Linked DNA regions of Homo sapiens: region 2 is linked to region 1. A link is an interaction called in ENCODE POLR2A ChIA-PET data of the cell type or tissue named here. Cell type or tissue: K562. All regions are shown on one strand. Links, peaks and the distances in the headings refer to the core of each region. The heading gives the core; the rest is flanking DNA.

Region 1 (4,385 bases), core at 233-4,232:
CCTAACCTTGAGAGGTGCTGATCAAGTCAGTGAAGGTCAGCCTTTCTCTTCCTACCTTAATCTCTCCATTTAAAGTTTAAAATCTTGCCTATTTTCCTACCACAGGTACTCTTTGGAGTGTTTTTTGCCTCTCTAGTCATGAAACCCAGGCAGGAGGTTGTGCTTAGAAGTGCCAAGCCTCGGTCGGGCACAGTGGCTCATGCCTGTAATCCCAGCACTTTGGGAGACAAAGATGGGCAGATCACTTGAGGTCAGGAGTTCGAGACCAGCCTGGGGAACATGGCAAAACCTTGTCTCTACAAAAAATTTAAAAATTAGCCAGGTGTGGTGGTACATGCCGATAGTCCCAGCTACTCGAGAGGCTGAGGTGGGAGAATCACCTGAGCCCGGGAAATTGAGGCTGCAGTGAGCTGTGATCACGCCACTGCCTTCCAGTCTGGTGGTCGAAGTGAGACCTTGTCTCCAAAAAAAACAAAAAGTGCCAAGCCTCACAAAGAGGGTGGAGGAACAAGAGTCTTGGTAACTTGGAGGCCACATTTAATTACACAAACATGTTCAGAGTGTTAGATTCTGTAGTGTGGATATCTAGGTTGCTGGCATCCAGGTGGGAAGGCACCTCTGTAACTAAAGACTTAAGGTATGGATGGAAAAGGTGGTAGAGAGTTTGGTTTTAGGAAATGGACTTCCCAGAAGCACCATTAAACTGGAGAGATTATAGATGATGCCTGATAGTCTAGGGATTCTTCATATTGTGTTTTGCACTGGTTGTCAGTAGAAATAGTGGGGAGGGGTTGAGATTTTTGAAGAAGGAACATATTGGAGAACTTTAGTGACTTTATTGGGCTTTTTTTGTTCTTTGTTTGTTTTTTTTTTGTTTTTTGTTTTTTTTTTGAGACAGTGTCTCCCTCTTGTTGCCCAGGCTGGAGTGCAGTAGTGCGATCTCTGCTCACTGCAACCTCCACCTTCTGGGTTCAAGCGATTTTCCTGCTCAGCTTCCCAGGTAGCTGGGATTACAGGCATGCCCCACCACACCCTATTAGTTTTTGTATTTTTAGTAGAGATAGGGTTTCACCATGTTGGCCAGGCTGGTCCAGAACCCCTGACCTCAGGTGATCCATCCGCCTCGGCCTCCCAAAGTGCTGGGATTACAGATGTGAGCCACTGTGCCCGGCTGTTTTTTTGTTTTTAAATAGAGATGGGGTCCCACTGTGTGGCTCAGGCTGGTCTCGTAACTCCTGGGCTCAAGTGATCCTCCTGCCTCGACCTCCCAATGTGCTGGGATTATAGGCATGAGCCACTGCACCCAGCTACTTTATGGGTTTTATTGTAAAACTTTCTCATGAAAGCACTAAGCTGTTTATGTTTGGATCTGTAACAAGGTCCCCCCCACCCCCCCCCCCTTTTTTTTTTCCTTTTTTTAAATGGAGTATCCGTTTTAAGTAGCATCTTCTTCAGTCACTGGGTGTTAAGTGTATGCCTCCTTTAAGATGTCAATTTGCAGCTGGTCATGGTGGCTCACGCCTGTAATCCCAGCACTTCGGTAGGCCAAGGCAGGCAGATCACCTTAGCTCAGGAGTTCAAGACCAGCCTGGGGAACATGGCAAAACCCTGTTATCTACAAAAAAATACAAAAATCAGCAGGGGGTTGTGGCCTGCGCCTGCGGTCCCAGCTACCTGGGAGGCTGAGGTGGGAGGATGGCTTGAGCCCAGTAGGTTGAGCTGCAGTGAACTGAGATAGTGTCACTGCACTCCAGCCTGGGTAACAGAGCGAGACCCTGTCTCCAAAAAAAAAAAAAAAGGGAAAAAAATTATTGCACTGAACTGTTGGGGGTTTTCAGAAATGTTAGGAGACTCCCAGATATTACCAGTGATCAGATAATCTTAACCTTGGGGATCCCTATAGTTGTTCTTAGTTGCAAAGCCGCCTGCTGCCAGACTCTGTCCTATGTCCTGCTTTCTCCTGATACTGCCTTGTTCACTTCTGTGGTTCATCTCCAGGAAGACCAGCTTCTTTCCCTAATTGTATGTAACCAGAAGCATCTTTAGTCAAAAGAGATTATTGATAGCTTCTGATAGATTTCTACAGTTCTGTGTTCTGTCTGCTGCTGGTTAGTAGAGCATGGAATTTGGTTCCAGGCCTTATACCTAGTGACTCTTTATCTCCCCCAGAAAAGGGACGTCAGCCTGGGCTCCATGCCACTGTTGGCCATGCAGTCTTACTTGTCCTGACCCAGAAGTTCTGCCTGTCGGCTGTCTACAGAGATTGACCAGCAGATGGTCTACTGCTGTTTTCAAGGCTTTTTGCTGAAATACCACCAAGCCAATAAGCCTTTGATCCTGTTAGCCTGCTTTTGTGTGCTTTTCCCCCAATTCTGACTGAACTTGTTTAGTTTTCTAGGCATTGGGCCAACTTAGGCAATAGAGGGCTTGAAGAAGTTCAGCAGGGAAGCATCTCTCGTTCTTGACACACTGCCACCTATCTATATATTCCCCACGTTTTCACTTAGGATTTCAGTCACTTGAGAAATAAGGCATTTTATCTGGAAGATCAGGAGTTTACCCACAGATCTCTAAATTTAAACATTTTGTTCCAGAGAAAGAGAGTGCATGTTAATAACCCGTGCTTTCTAGAGGAAGGCAGGCAGTGTACATTTTGTGCCGCAGCCATGGGGGAGGGATAACAAAAGCTCTTTGGCTGCCTGCAGATGTGGGCGCCAGAACAGCCCCAGACTGAGGGCAGAGGTTTGAATTCTACCTGCTGTGACTTAGCTGTGCATTGCAGTCACTTAGTTTCTCACTTTTTCTATAAAATGAGGGTAACACCCTCATTCAATGAAGTACTGAAGCCTAAGTGGAAAATGGTGAATTTTTAAATTGTGATGTTTGCTATAAGTAAAAGCTGTGTTTGTGGTAGACTATAGGTTACGGAGCAGGATTAAATGAGTTCCGTGAGTCCTGTTGATCCCCAGGTGTCACTATTAAATGGAGTGAGAATGTTACAGAAATTACTCAGGGAAACTGAGTCTCAGCTGGTCAGATGTCCCAGGTCACGTACCTAGTAAGAGATCTGAGACTCAGCCTTGTTGCCTGGCTCCTCGTCAGTATTCTTTATACAATAGTTTCCTCACTTTCATGTACCACTTATTTTACCACGAATGGACAATTGTGGCATTAGGGAGGAGAGCAAGAGGGTTGGAAATGACACATTGGGTCTAGTACAGCTGGGAATTAAGTCCAAAAACTTGACCTTAAAAGAGAATCAATAATAGTTTCAAAAGAACTCTTGCTACTTACCTTAGTAAATAGGACCTCACAATGCGTAAGAATTTCTGGCCAGGCGTGATGGATGAAGCCTGTAATCCTAACACTTTGGGAGGTCAGGAGTTAGAAGCTGCAGTGAGCTATGACCGCACCAGTGCACTCCAGCCTGGGTGACAGAACAAGACCCCGCCTCAAAAAAAAAGAAAAAGAATTTCCGTCTTGTCCCCTGACACACACACACACACACACACACACACACACACTCTCACTCACTCACTCTTACCCTTCCTGCCCACTTAGAGATGAGCAGAACCACATCTCCAAGGGTCCATTTCCGGCTTAGTGTCCTGCTTTATCCTGGTATAGTAGGTAGGGGGATCATGAGAATTTGAAATTCGGTATTGTGTTGAGTCAAAAAAGGGTCTAAAGCTAAAAGGAAAAAGTAATAGCCAATCCCACATAAAATGTGAATAATAGTATTCAAGTCGATTTGCTTCATTCTGCTGTAATACCTGTTTATTATATTAATCCTGATAGCAAAAATTCCAGCAAAAGCATTTTTATTTATTATTTTTTGGAACCTCACACCCTGCTCCCCTAAAAGCATTTTTAAATGGGCTTTTGTTTTGTTTTTAGTTTTTATTTATTTTTGTTGTTATTTGTTTGTTTTTCCCAGACAAAGTCTTACTCTGTCACCCAGGCTGGAGTGTAGTGGAGTGATCTCAGCTCACTGCAACCTCCGCCTCCCAGGTTCAAGTGATTCTCATACCTCAGCCTCCTAAGTAGCTAGGATTACAGGTGCCCGCCATCACAGCTGGCTAATTTTTGTATTTTTAGTAGAGATGGGGTTTCACCATGTTGGCCTGGCTGGTCTCAAAGTCCTGACTTCAGGTGATCCACCCACCTCGGCCTCCTAAAGTGCTGGGATTACAGGCGTGAGCCACCATGCCCAGCCTAAATGGGCTTTTTTTTTTTTTTTTTTTTTACACAGGATCTCACTGTATCACCCAGGCTGAATACAGTGGTGAAATCACAGCACGCTGCAGCCTCTACCTCCCTGGCTTAAGCAGGCCTCTTGCCTCCGTCTCTTGAGTAGCTGGGACTACAGACACACACCACCGTGT
Region 2 (4,385 bases), core at 25-4,024, 390 kb before region 1:
ACAGAGAGCTGGGTCCGAAGGATCAGCGTGGGCTTCCGCCCTTTGCTGGAATCAAGGATCTCTGTTAGCAGCTCCCAGCCTATCCCTCAGCATTCCTCCCCACAAGCCAAGGGAGCCAAAGACCTCCCCATGCCAGCCCCAGCCCAGCTTGTTCCTCCCAGCTGCTCCTCCAAGAACCCAAGGGTTGGTCGGACAAGAGGGTTGGTGCAAACACATGTATCTCAGGTATGTGGGAGAGCCCCTAACTCCCACCTTGGGCAGCAGGTAACACTGGCCAGGCTTTAGAATTCCCCTGGCACACTTCCCTGGGGCAGGAGGTGACCCATGGCTCAGGCTAGTGATCGAGTGTCTCAGCTGCTGACATTTGAGCTAGCCCCTGGCAAGGGTGGGGGTAACCTTGCCTCCCTGGCCCCATCAGTTCTGACCTGATCTCTTCATAGAAGCCCTCCAGCATCTCCCGCTGCTCTTCCAGGGACAGCTCGGTGTCCAGGTAGTATCCGGAGGGAGACACTTGCAGAGCACAATCCTCCAACTGGGGGCAAAGGGAACAGCTGTGAGACTGAGGAAGAGGTGGCAGGCGAATGTATGAAGACCCCTGACCTCTTACCTACCACTTGAAGGGTGGCAGAGAGACACAGGGTCTGCACTACAGCTGTGCATTCCTTCAGCAGTTGCTTCTCAAGCACCTACTATGTGCAAAGCCCATCTGTGTCAGGCACCAGGCTTTCTTGGCCTTTGTTTGTACCATCTCCTCTCCTGGCTGATACCTACCTATTCTTTAGGTTGCTATGCAACCCACTCCACCCTGTGTGTATGCTCCCTTTCGAGACCTTCCACACAGCATTCTAATATCCGAGCCACTGGTCTCCTCTAGCTGCGTTCTCTGCGTTCAGGCACTCCGTCTGTCTTGCTCCCTGCTGTATCTATAGAGCCTGGCATAGCACCTGACACACAGTAAGCACTCACTAGGACTTGTTGAGCTAATAAACACAGATGAGGAAGGGGAATGGAGAGAAGATGGGAGGAAGTTCCTGCCTTCGAGGAAGCTCACAGCCCTGTGGGGTGATAAGCTATAGTCACAAAGCATTAAGCCCCAGAAAGAAAGTGTTAAGATGGCTGGGAGGTGCAAACCCACCCGGGAGAGTGTGTCTGTGTGTGTGTGTGTCTCAGTGAGTAAGAGGGTGAAGACAGGGTCTGATCCATAGACTTCCCAGTCCCACCAGATTTCAGGGTCTTTGGCCTCTCCCAAAGTGGGCTACAGTTACAATGGTCCTAGCTGGACCTCAGAGACACCCAAGGGGCCTATTAAAAAACTAACTTTAGGCCAGGCGTGGTGGCTCACGCCTGTAATCTCAGCACTTTGGGAGGCTGAGGAGGGTGGATCGCCTAAGGTCAGGAGTTCTAGACCAGCCTGGCCAACGTGGTGAAACCCCGTCTCTACAAAAATGCAAAAATTAGCCAGGCATGATGGCGGGTGCCTGTAATCCCAGCTACTGCTGGGGAGGCTGAGGCAGGAGAATTGCTTGAATCCAGGAGGCAGACATTGCAGTGAGCCGAGATCATGTCATTGCACTCTAGCCTGGGAGACAGAGTGAGACTCTGTCTCAAAAAACAAAACAAAACAAAACACTTAAGAGTCTGACTCAGTCTACAGTAGGACCCCAAAGCCTGCCTTTGTAACAAGCAGGCACATGCTCCATCCACGTGTCCATGTTTCCCTCCCCGGGCTCTCCTCCCCCGCCACAAGGCATGGCACTTAGCCCCTTGAGAAGTGCCTGTAGAGAAGCCTGAGGGAGGTGACTCCTGTGAGTCGGAGGGTGGCACTCTACCTCTCCCAGACACCTCCCTCCATTGCACAGTGCAGATATGCAGGTTCAGCAAAGTCTCCTTGACTTAAGTGGCTCTGGCCCTTGAGATGCCTTGGCCCAGGGAGAGCCCACCTCTGGAGAGGCAGGGTGTCTTCTGGTCTCCATCTTACTGGGCATGTCAATTCCAACATTTGTCCTGCTGTTTGGTCAGCCCTGCCCTCTTCTGGACCCTGCCCAAGGGCTTCCAACTGGCCTTGGTCCCCTGGAGAAAAAGGGAGTCCAGCTCCTGCCTCAACCCCTACCTCTGTTTAGCAACCCTTGCGCCTGCCTCAGAGCCTGACCTGGCTCCTTCCCCACAGTTTAGCCTGTGGGGCCCTTGGATGACCCCCCCCCCCGCCCACCCCCGCCTGGGACCTGGGACATAGGACAAACACTCCAGCCTGTTCTCTGTCCCACTTCCTGCCTGGCTGCCTGCCCTCCCCAGGGTGCCTTGGGCAGGCCTGGCCACTTTCCCCTCCCTGGGAGCAGAGTCATCTTCTCCAGGGCCTACTGGGAACAGGCCTGAGAAGGGGCAGCAAGGCCTGAGGGCTGGGGTATCTTGTCCAGGGCCAGCTCAGCTGAGGGCAACCCACATTCCTCCTGATCTCTTCCCACACAGTGACTCAGCAGCCTACCACCCCACCCCCATTCAGGCACAGCCGCATCTCCCTCCCTTGGCCTGGAAGATTCTGGGACCCTAGAAGAACACACCTACCCCAGAGCCACCCCCGTCAGGGATCCCCTCGAATCACACACATATAGAACAGCTCATTCTTTGAACATTCATGACCAGGCTGGTTTCAGATGCAGAGGACCTAGGAGGAATTAGACACTGCCTCTGCCTTCCCTTCCTTCCAGCCCAGTGGGGCAGACGGGAAGACAGACAGACGAGTCAGAAAAAGCTCACAAATGAATGTGGAATCACAACTTTCACAGTGCTAAGAAAGGGGAGGGGCAGAGTGCTATAAAGATAAACGGGAAGGGAAAACATGTTACACCTGGTAACTGCTTACACACCCAGGTATAAGGTTGGGTATGCACTGGCCAACACAGGCTGAAGCAGCACAGACCCAGAAAGGTCAGGCCCACCACGCTGTCCTGCCTCCTTGCATGCTGTAATCCCAAGAGAGCAGAGAATGTCCCTCTCCTTCCAGGACACCTGCATCCATTTGGGGAAGGGTCCTGAAGGTTAAATAGTCCACCTTCTTTTTTTTTTTGATATGGAGTCTTGCTCTGTCTCCCAAGTTGGAGTGTAGTGGCACAGTCTTGGCTCACTGCAACCTCTGCCTCCTGGGTTCAAGCAATTCTCCTACCTCAGCCTCCTGAGTAGCTAAGGTTACAGGCGTGCATCACCATGCCTGGCTAATTTTTGTATTTTTAGTAGAGACAGGGTTTCAGCATGTCATCCAGGCTGGTCTTGAACTCCTGACCTCAAGTGATCCACTTGCCTCTGCCTCTCAAAGTGCTGGGATTGTAGGTGTGAGCCACTGTGCCCGGCCAATGGTCCACATTCTCTAGCCTCCTCAGCCACTTCACCTGTCCAATCCTGCCAGGGCCCCATTTCTGGGGAGGAGGTCCAGGGAAACAGGTAGTCCAGTGCCTTCCAGGACAGTGTCTCCCCACCCCCAGCTGTCTGTCCTGGGTGGAAGTGTGGGGTGGTAGGCTAGAGTCAGGCAAGCAGCAAAGAGCAGGAGACTTCCTGCTAGCAGGATGGCACATGTCCCTCACACCCCGGCCCCTTCCTGGGGTCACCCTTCTGAGAGCCAAACCTCTGGGCCTTGTTTCTCACACCCTGGGGCTGGGCCAGGCCTGAATAAGCCCAAACCCTGGTCCTTGCTGACGGGGCTTAAGCTCAGCACGTAGTATGGGCCCACTTCCCTGACACCTTCTTGGCTCTTGTCTTCCTCACTTCTCTGGTCTCTGTCTTGGGGTGGAGTCTTTCCCCCATTCTTCCCAGGCTCAGCTTCTCACATTGGCCTCCAGCCCACTATACTCTTGACTTTCCAGGCTCAGGCTTTTCTGGCAGCCCAAAACCAACTGGTTATGTATGGTTTTATATGCAGGGTCAAGCCCAGGGGACCATGGCATCTACTTCTCTCTCTCTTTCTAGCTATCTATCTACCTATGTATAATATATAGATATAGATCTATAATATATAGATGTCTATAGATATTGATAATTTATATATATAGCTATGTATCTATTATATATATCTAGACATCTATTACATATATCTATTATATATTTTATAAATATACATTTTTCCCGCTTGTTTCTTTAGACTGTCTTACCCAATATTTTTAATAACAGTGTAATCAGGTAAGACTGAACATACCAGAGCAGGGTACAGGGAAGATGGAAAAGAGGCAGGATTATAGGCTGAAGGGCTTTCATTTTAGAAAATAATTGGTTAACTGCCTCTTTTGTCTCCTTTCCTATAAACACAGGACCCTGTGTTCTGAAGACCCTCCTTTCCTGTTATCGCAGGTCTCCAACTAGAGTGTGACTTCCTGAATGAGATGACAAGGATGGGCCTT

What was found. Peaks named below come from ENCODE experiments on the same cell type or tissue, not always from the same donor. Only the 100,000 strongest peaks of a DNase experiment are listed, where the experiment ranks them.
Region 2: POLR2A ChIA-PET joins it to region 1 with 5 read pairs; 2 of 35 experiments call an interaction of 5 or more read pairs at or near these places.

The regions. Positions count from the first base shown.
Region 1 is chr16:67,630,292-67,634,676 of GRCh38, forward strand. All of the region lies in intron 10 of CTCF (CCCTC-binding factor), which reads left to right. Among named protein-coding and RNA genes, the nearest start is that of CARMIL2, 13 kb to the right of the region's middle. In K562, for the core only: no CTCF peak of the experiment used is centred there; no DNase peak of the experiment used is centred there.
Region 2 is chr16:67,238,923-67,243,307 of GRCh38, forward strand. FHOD1 (formin homology 2 domain containing 1) reads right to left here. Exons shown (of 22, transcript NM_013241.3): 2 at 426-532; 3 at 1-45. Among named protein-coding and RNA genes, the nearest start is that of FHOD1, 6.4 kb to the right of the region's middle. RefSeq lists enhancers at 2,673-3,346, 3,347-4,019. In K562, for the core only: no CTCF peak of the experiment used is centred there; a DNase peak (open chromatin) is centred at 2,439.